2 separate regions of the Mus musculus genome follow, and region 1 is linked to region 2. Evidence: chromatin loops called from intact Hi-C (ENCODE). Cell type or tissue: gastrocnemius. All regions are shown on one strand.

Region 1 (4,000 bases), 260 kb before region 2:
GCTGAGGCAGGAGGATCCAGAGTTTGAGGCCAGCCTGAGATACCAAGTCAGACGATGGTAATAATAATTATAACACATTCTAGGTTTATGTCTGATTTCTGCTGATGCCACAAACATCTCAGGAGATGCCTGAATGTGCGGTGAGGTCAGTAGGGCAGACAGACCAAGAAATGCTGAGACTGAGGAAGCTCAGCCTCTCCTGTGCCTCCCCAACCCCCAGCCACCCCAAGGCTACCCCATTGTAGGAGGGAAGAGGGCTGTTTCCTTTGCCTCTGGGGCAGGCGAGCAAAGGCTGGTGGCACTGCCGACACGGCCCGCCGTTCTCCCTGTGATGGATGGCAGCAGCTAGAGCTGCTGTTCCAATTTGTTCCCCATTTGGACAGCCGCTTTACCCACAATTCACCTTGTCAGGGCCACAAATCACTGTGGACAACCAGGCTTAGGGAATAGAGAAACCCCAGAAGAAAAGGGCCCTGGGCTGGGGAGGACCTGGGCTGGGGAGCAGGCCTGTGGGGCTGGAGAGGCAGGGTACAGGGACTCCTTTCTAGGTGCTCCCTCCTATCAGGCCTGCCTCCTGCTAGCCCTAGCCAGCCCAGGATCTAGATGACACTCTACCCAGGCAGGCTTGCCCCCTCCTAGAACCCTCCATTCCTCGGAAGCCAGTAGGGGGTCCTTTGACCAGCACTTCTAAAGCCTTAGGCTTGTCCATACTTCCTGCCATGTCCTGGGGCTGACCACCCCACACTCGGAACAATAGCGCATCAAACCACTGCACACACGAGTCACAGGACACACAAGGAACAGCTACCCAGAGGGACGATAGCTGGAGGAGCAGAGGAGGTCTGCGGCAGAGATAGCCTCTTTTCTGTCCTTCACAGCTCTGTGAGGGCTCACCTCTCATAAAAGCCCATCTGTGGACACATGGTGTCGGGTCCCTGGCGCAAGGCTGGGTGCCAATGGTAGGTGTTTTTCCTTTCTGGGAGCCTTCCCTGCCCAGGGCTGGAGCATGGGTCCCTTTCCCTGCTCACCCACACGTGGGTTCAGAGGTCACAGTGTCATGATGTGATACATCCCCCATCCTCCCTCCCCCTCCCCAACTCACCTCAAGCAGGCACCTTACTTTTGTCTAGGGGTATGAGCACTTCCCCAGCCGCCACAGCTGCTCCTGTGACCGACCCTTGTCGCCCACTGTCTGCTAATCGTGACGGAGGAGGGAGCAGTACAGATCTACACAAGCTGCCACAGCCCGTGAAGAATGACCGGGCCGCGGGCAGGCGTCACTCTCCCTGCCTGGCAACCATGCTACTGGGTTGAGCTGGTTGGAAGAAGCTGCAGTCCCTCGGAGCAGTGCCCCAGGATGTGTTCTCTCTCTTGGTCCCAGTCAAGGAAGGCCTTGAAAAGTGGTTGGGGTTGGGCAAAGCTGAAGAGCTAGAGCAGAGGGCGGAGGGCGGGGGTGACAGCTGGCTGGTGCGGTCATTTTGCATTTAACTCATACATAGGTCAGACTAGGGATCTGTGCCCATTAGGCCTGCATTCTGCTGAGGGGCTAGTCTCCAGTACCCTCAGTTTACCTCTGTGCAGAATGGGCCAAGGCACCCAACTTCCCTCCTCCCAGGGCGGCAGAGGGGGAAGGGGAGTTCTGGCAGTTTTCTCTGGACCGTGTAACTTTAATTCTTTTCAAAGCCTACTTTTCAAAGCCTAATGATGGTTTCTTAAATGTTCTAACCTCCCTTCTAGCCTACCACCTACGGGGGTGGAGTGTGTGTGGGAAAGTGGACCTGTGTAGAAAGATTCTTTGGAGCAACTCTCATCTGCGCTGTCTGGAAACAGGCAGTTCAGTTCACAGGTCAGCAGGCGGCAGCAGCTCGATCCACTCTCAAGCAATTCATGGATCCACCAGCACTGTCAGGATAGCAGCAGCGTGGCTCAACCCAGCAGCAACAGCCAGGCCTCAGCTGAATTGGCACGAGTCAGCAGGAGGGATTTGGATCGCCAGGAACACCAGGAGAAGTTCTTGACTGTTGTGTGCCTCTCTCAACAAAGTGAAGACCAGCAGACTTGAGGTCAACAAGCCTTGCACAGCTCGCTCTGTAAGCAAGCTTAGCTCAGCCACCATCACTGTCCATCCAGTCCTTTTGATACGTCCTCCACGGGTCTGTCTCAGCTGACATCACTCTGCCAATCAGGCCCGAGTTTGAGAAATCGACAAGAAACTGCAGCACACCACTAAAAGATTTTTTGGTGTATTTCTCTCTATGGAGTCCCAAGAGATGCAGCTCAACTACGCAGTGTAAGATGGACCAATACCTGTGTGTCATTATCGGAGAAATCTTACATCACGAGTCCTTTCACGTGCTTGCTTTAGCAGAACATCCTTTCTCCTGTGTCTCTTCAGGGAAACATCCCTTCATGTGTTTGTCTTAGCAGAATACCATCCAACACAACTGACTTTCCAAAGAATCCTTAAGTTTCAGGCCTGGGAGGCAGAGATACCATCACACACACACACACACACACACACCCCACCCCACCCCTCCGTCTCCCCAGGTTGGGCAGGACCTCCCCAGTCTGCCCCGCTGGAAGGTTTGAAATCCTGGGTTAGATTAAGGCCATCCTGATCATTTCTCCTGCCTCCTCCTCTCCTAGTTTTTTTAATATAGCTTAGCTAAACACTCAGAGTGTAGCTGAGGCTGGCCTTGAACTCCTGTAGACTGTGTGCTCTACTGCCCAGGGTTAAGGGCCCACCCACTCCAGACCTCTATGTTACCTTTAGACAGATGGGTGCTGTCTGTGAGAGGTGTCAACTCCAAGACCCTTGGCAGGGTCTCCCAGTCTCCTGTGAATCACAAGAAAGGCTCCTCTGCCTGCATTGATCCCCACCCCTACCCTCACCCCCACCAGGGTCCACAGCTTGTGTAAGGGCTTGTGTAAGCTTGTGTAAGCTGTGTGTATCGGAAGGCTGCTTAGCTGGTAACATCTGACTGGCACCGGCAAAGGGGGGTTGGGGAACTGCCTACCCAGCCGTCACAGGGCTGTCTCCAGGGCTGGCCAGTTTTAGACAGAGTCCCTCTGGTTGGAGCTGTGGAACCCCCATGGGTTTCCTTCTCTCTCTTCACATTTCAAGGTCCCTTCCTGCCACCTTTTGATCAGACTGAAACCTCCTAGCTCTGAACTGTGTCCCTTGCCCCCCCCCCCCCCCCAGCTGAACGTGTGCTTGTGCACCCCCACACTGCTCTAAACGGGGCTGACCTATGGAGACCCATGGTGGGGTGGGGTGCCCTTGGTTCAGACCTCCCATCAAAACCTAGCCACATTCGTCCCCACTGTGCCCACTTGGCTCTGGGTCACCACGGCTCTTCCTGGCATTTCAGAGTCCGGTGTACATGTTTGGCAGAGTTCCTTCACTAGATATCCTTCATACCAGGGCTGTCTGTCCCCTCTCCCTACCCACCCTCTGCTTTCTTACAAGGCTTCCTTTCCCCTCCCCTTTCCTGCCCAGGTTCCTTTGTCTTTGTCTCTTCTGGGCCCTCATCTCCCTGAGTGGGAGCCTGCTCATCAGGGACCATGAGGCTTCCTGTTGTGATGGCCTCCCTGGGGGCTGGAACCCCAGGAACTGAGTTTTTCTCAGAAACTGTAGAATCAACCACAGGCATACCAGCCCAGGGGAGCTGCCTCAGGCTAGCCCAACCCTCAGGAAAAAGATTTGTGTACCTTGCCTGACAAGTCGGCCCTTGCCCGAGGCTTGGGCATTCTGAGTAATCTGCTCTGGGTGCACAGTCTTCTGTGAAGACCCTGGGGATGGGAGGGAAAGTGTGAGCCCCACAGCGTGTCCACAAGCAGCTGTGTGCTCAGGTTCACACCAGGGTCTGTTCTGTCAAAGCCTCTGGAAATCCTTTTACTAAGGAGTGTCCTGTGTAACTTTTAACTTTTTTTTTTTTCTGAGACAGGGTTTCTCTGTATAGCCCTGGCTGTCCTGGAACTCACTTTGTAGACCAGGCTG
Region 2 (4,000 bases):
GGACATTCTGCCTCTGCCCTGCCAACACTCTTAGGCCTGCTGTCCTATCTGGTGCTGTCCCAGCCTGGCCATCAACTGAATCATAATATGGTCTGCCACTCAACTCTAGCCTGGATGGGAAAAAAAGGAAGGACCAGGAGTAAGGCACCCCCACGATTGGGGCTGGTGCCACACAGCCCAGCTGATAGGTGAGTGGGGTGCCCCTCTGTCAGCCACCCCCCCCCCACTGCAGCCCTGGCCTATTTAGGAAAATGCTGGACAGCGGCCATGGAACTGTATCTAACTGTAGGGGACCAGGATGGACAGAAATCTGGAAACGCCACCGGACAGTTCACTGCCAGCCGCCAGAGGAGGCCATCGATCCAAGGGCTTCTCTGAGGTTATCTTCAGACGGAGCACACAGCACCATGAAAGCTGGGCTGACCCAGAAAAAAAGCCCATGGAGGTTGCAGGGAGGGGAACAGGATCTCGTGCCTTGGCCAGGGGCAGAGGTCACAGCTGCAAGGACACACCCCCAGTCCCTGGTGACCTCTGACTCCGCCCCTCCTGCCTTTGCCTCTCAGCCACCTCACCCCTGCGCAGACCCCCAAAGAGGACAAAGCAGGCTGGGGAAGAAAAGCTTACACCGCAGGCTCCTACCCTCGTGGGCTGCATTCTAATGGCGTTTGATTGGATCGGATGCGCTCTTAATTCCCTCCTGGGACATCAGAAGGAGGGTAGGGAAGAATCTTTAATTCATCAAACTGAAATATTAATAGACTTTCAACCAGCTGGAGTGGGACGTGGGGCCCCCACAATGGAAAAAGAGAGGGACAGGCAGGCGAAGGTGGGAACGGCAGAGGAGGAGAAGAGCTGTCCCCACCCAGGGTGGGGTTGTGTCACTGGGTGCGGGAAGAAAAAGTTTGTAAGCTTTCAGGTGGGCCACCAAGACCACGTGAGTCAGCCACTCCTGTAACAACCCACACGGGGGATCAGAGGACACTTAGAAGCCAAGCCAAAGTTACTAGGCCAGTGTGGCACGCAGATCCCAGGACCCTGGAGAAACCAAGTCAGCTTAGCCCAGTGCTCAGTCTCAGAGACCCCAAGGCAGGATCCCCACCTGATGTCAAAGACGCCATTCCAAGGCAACTCTCCCTCCACACTGCCCAGGTGCAGGCTGCCGAGAAACGAGCCACACCACGGCCCGGAGAACACAGACCAAGGAGGCTGGGGTAGTCAGCCAAGGTGTTCTACTTAGCACACATCTGTGGGCTCAGGAGCATCTAATTTGAGGCCAGCCTGGGCTACACGAGGAAACCCTATCTCAACACAGCACCAATCCAGGATCACAAGAGGGTGTAGTCCCCTGGAGCTAACATGCCCCAAGGTTCAAAGCTCCACGGCCCACACCAAAGCCACAGTCACAGTGCAGTCAGGCCACCCCTATCTACAGCATCTCCTCTACAGAGAGGCAACACTCCATGGGTCAGGTTGGGCAGATCTGGAGGCAGCACCCAATGGCCCCCTCTCACCCTCTGTCCAGATCCCTTCTCTACCCCCAACTCCCCCTCAACCTTATAAGCCCAAGTGGAGAATTTTAGGGTACTCATGTCCGTGGTTCTCCTCCCAAAGATGGAGGAATTATGTGTCTCCTCCATTTCTATACCTTGTAATGTGTAACTAATGTTATCTGGGCACATGATCAGTGGGCTATCTCTTACCAAGTTTAGGCTTCAGAAAGTGTGGAAATGGACCAAAAGCAGCAAAGAACATGAGAGGCCTAGGGTGGGGTGGGGGGTCCTGCAGGGCCCCGACCCTCCCCTGCACCAGTAGCAGCATGAGTGAATTGTTCTAAGGATCGTCCACAGGATGAAATTCCCTTTGGCCTCGGGCCACCACCTTCAAATAGAGATGGGCTCTCAGGTGCCGGCGGCGAGCAGAACCTGGGTACGCTCCCATCGCGGGCCTGCAGCGCCGCCTCGTGGCCGAGCGGCCTCACTGCACGCGCTGGCCGGCCGCTGGTGCGTCCGCGGATCTGAGCGGGACCCAGGCTCAGGTGTGAGTTGGCAGGAGCGGGAGGAGGGGGAGACGCCGGGATGCAGAGAGTTGTTTTCACCTGAACAGATTCCGGGAGGAGGCAGCGGGGGTGGCAGGGCCCCTATTTCAGGACCATTTTCCAGCTGGGCCGCCGCCCTCAGATTCGTGCGCAGCCACTCACCTGCAATGACGACAAGGCTTTTCTAATCCACATATGCCCTTTGAAAGAGACCCGTGCGGGTCCCCGGTTTCTTGAGTGGGCTGCGATGCCGAGGTGTGGAAGCCAGCAAGGATGGGTAGAAAGTTGTAACCGTCAGCCTTTCCCAATCCCAGTTCCCTCCTTCTCTCACCCTTGCTGCACGCTCGAACCACAAGGACTCCGACTAAGTTTGAGGCTGCACCTCAAACCAGCCAAACCCAAATCTATGCAAAACGCCCGTGATTTCTCTTTTGTAAACTTAACCCAAGTTACAGTCATTTGAAAACAAGCAAACTCTATTGAGAAAAACCACCATCAGTTTGGCCTGTAGGAAAGGCTGGGGGTGGGGGTGGGGGTTCTCTTGATTAATTGATGTGGAGGACCACAGTTTCATCCTGAGACAAGTGTAAGAAGGTAAGCTAGACCCAGGCATGGAAGCAAACAGGTTCGATCCCAGCATTCAGAAGGCAGCCATGGCTACCCAGGGAGACATGTCTGAAAAGAAAGGGCAGCCATGGCAGTTACTGTCCTGGTGTGGACAGCGAGCAGTGACTCTCCGTGTGTCTGTGTTGACTCCTGACTAGGTTTACATCACTGATGGGCTGTGATCAGGGCCCCGTAAGCCAAGTGCGCCCTGTGTTCTCCAAGTTGCCTTTGGGCTACATCTTTATCACAGCAATAGACAGCAGACTTGCACAAGGTCCCCAGCCTCGAACTCTCCAAAATAGAGCAGGGACTCAGTGCACACAGCTGCACTCTCAGTGCAGGGAAGGAAGGCTGTCCTGAGGTAGCCCCCTCCTCAGCAACCCCAGAGATGTGTGGGGTGACAGGGGAGGCGACAAAGAACTCAGCCTCCTGAGCATTGTCAGCCCTAGCAAGGCCAGGCTGATATTCCCAAGAGAGGTGTGACATTTGTGCCTCTGTGTGTACCCATGTGTGTATCTCTAGAGCCAGAGGTTCAATATGTCTTCCCTAATAGTCTCTCCTTACTGGGGGGGGGGGGGTGGACCGTTTCAAGACAGGGTTTCTCTGTGCAGCCCTGGCTGTCCTGGAACTCACTCTGTAGACCAGGCTGGCCTCGAACTCAGAGATCCACCTGCCTCTGTCTCCCAAGTGCTGGGATTAAAGGTGTGTGCCACCACCACCACCTGGCTCTTCCTTACCCCTCTTTGTTTTAACTGTGGCATGGTTTGTTTTATTTTAATTGGTAGGTTACTTTGTGAAGACACCATCTCACTATTTGGGTCCACCTGGTCTTGAACTTACAGAGATGTACAAATAACAGAGATAGGAGTGGAGATGGTGGGCAGAGGGGCTGGGGTGTTCCATGGTCTACCCTCAGACAAGGGACAGAGGGCTTTATGTGGGACTCTGCCATCTTGGGCAGAGAGAAGGGGTTGAGATGGGGGTGTGGGGTGTCCTTTAACCAAATGGCTTATCTTGGCTTAGATGAATGGGCCTTCAAGCTCTACCCAAAAATGTTCACTAGACTGGGCCATCAGGATGGCTTTTTGGCCTCGCCAGTGGAAGCAAGATGATGAATGTCATCCTTTGGAAAGCGTCGCAATAAGACACACACGCTGTGCCACCACTGTAGCTCCAAGGCCTACCACCTTCAGAAGTTGACCTGTGGCAAGTGTGGCTCCCTACTGAGCACAAGAGAAAGTATAGCTGGAGTGCCAAGGCTAAGAGACGAAACACTACCGGGACTGGTCAGATGAGGCACCTAAAGATTGTCTACCGCAGACATGGATTCTGTGAAGGAACAACACCTAAACCCAAGAG

Evidence for each region. A loop is a pair of places that touch in the nucleus more often than their neighbours do. Peaks named below come from ENCODE experiments on the same cell type or tissue, not always from the same donor. Only the 100,000 strongest peaks of a DNase experiment are listed, where the experiment ranks them.
Region 1: a loop joins it to region 2, with 3 times the contacts of the local background. A loop is called at or near these places in 7 of 42 quality-filtered maps.

Annotation. Positions count from the first base shown.
Region 1 is chr17:27,255,671-27,259,670 of GRCm38, forward strand. No RefSeq gene overlaps it. Among named protein-coding and RNA genes, the nearest start is that of 9630028I04Rik, 9.6 kb to the left of the region's middle. In gastrocnemius, a CTCF peak has its summit at 1,848 (motif pointing right); a DNase peak (open chromatin) is centred at 1,893.
Region 2 is chr17:27,518,814-27,522,813 of GRCm38, forward strand. It overlaps the pseudogene Gm16005. Among named protein-coding and RNA genes, the nearest start is that of Grm4, 7.4 kb to the left of the region's middle. In gastrocnemius, no CTCF peak of the experiment used is centred here; a DNase peak (open chromatin) is centred at 1,948.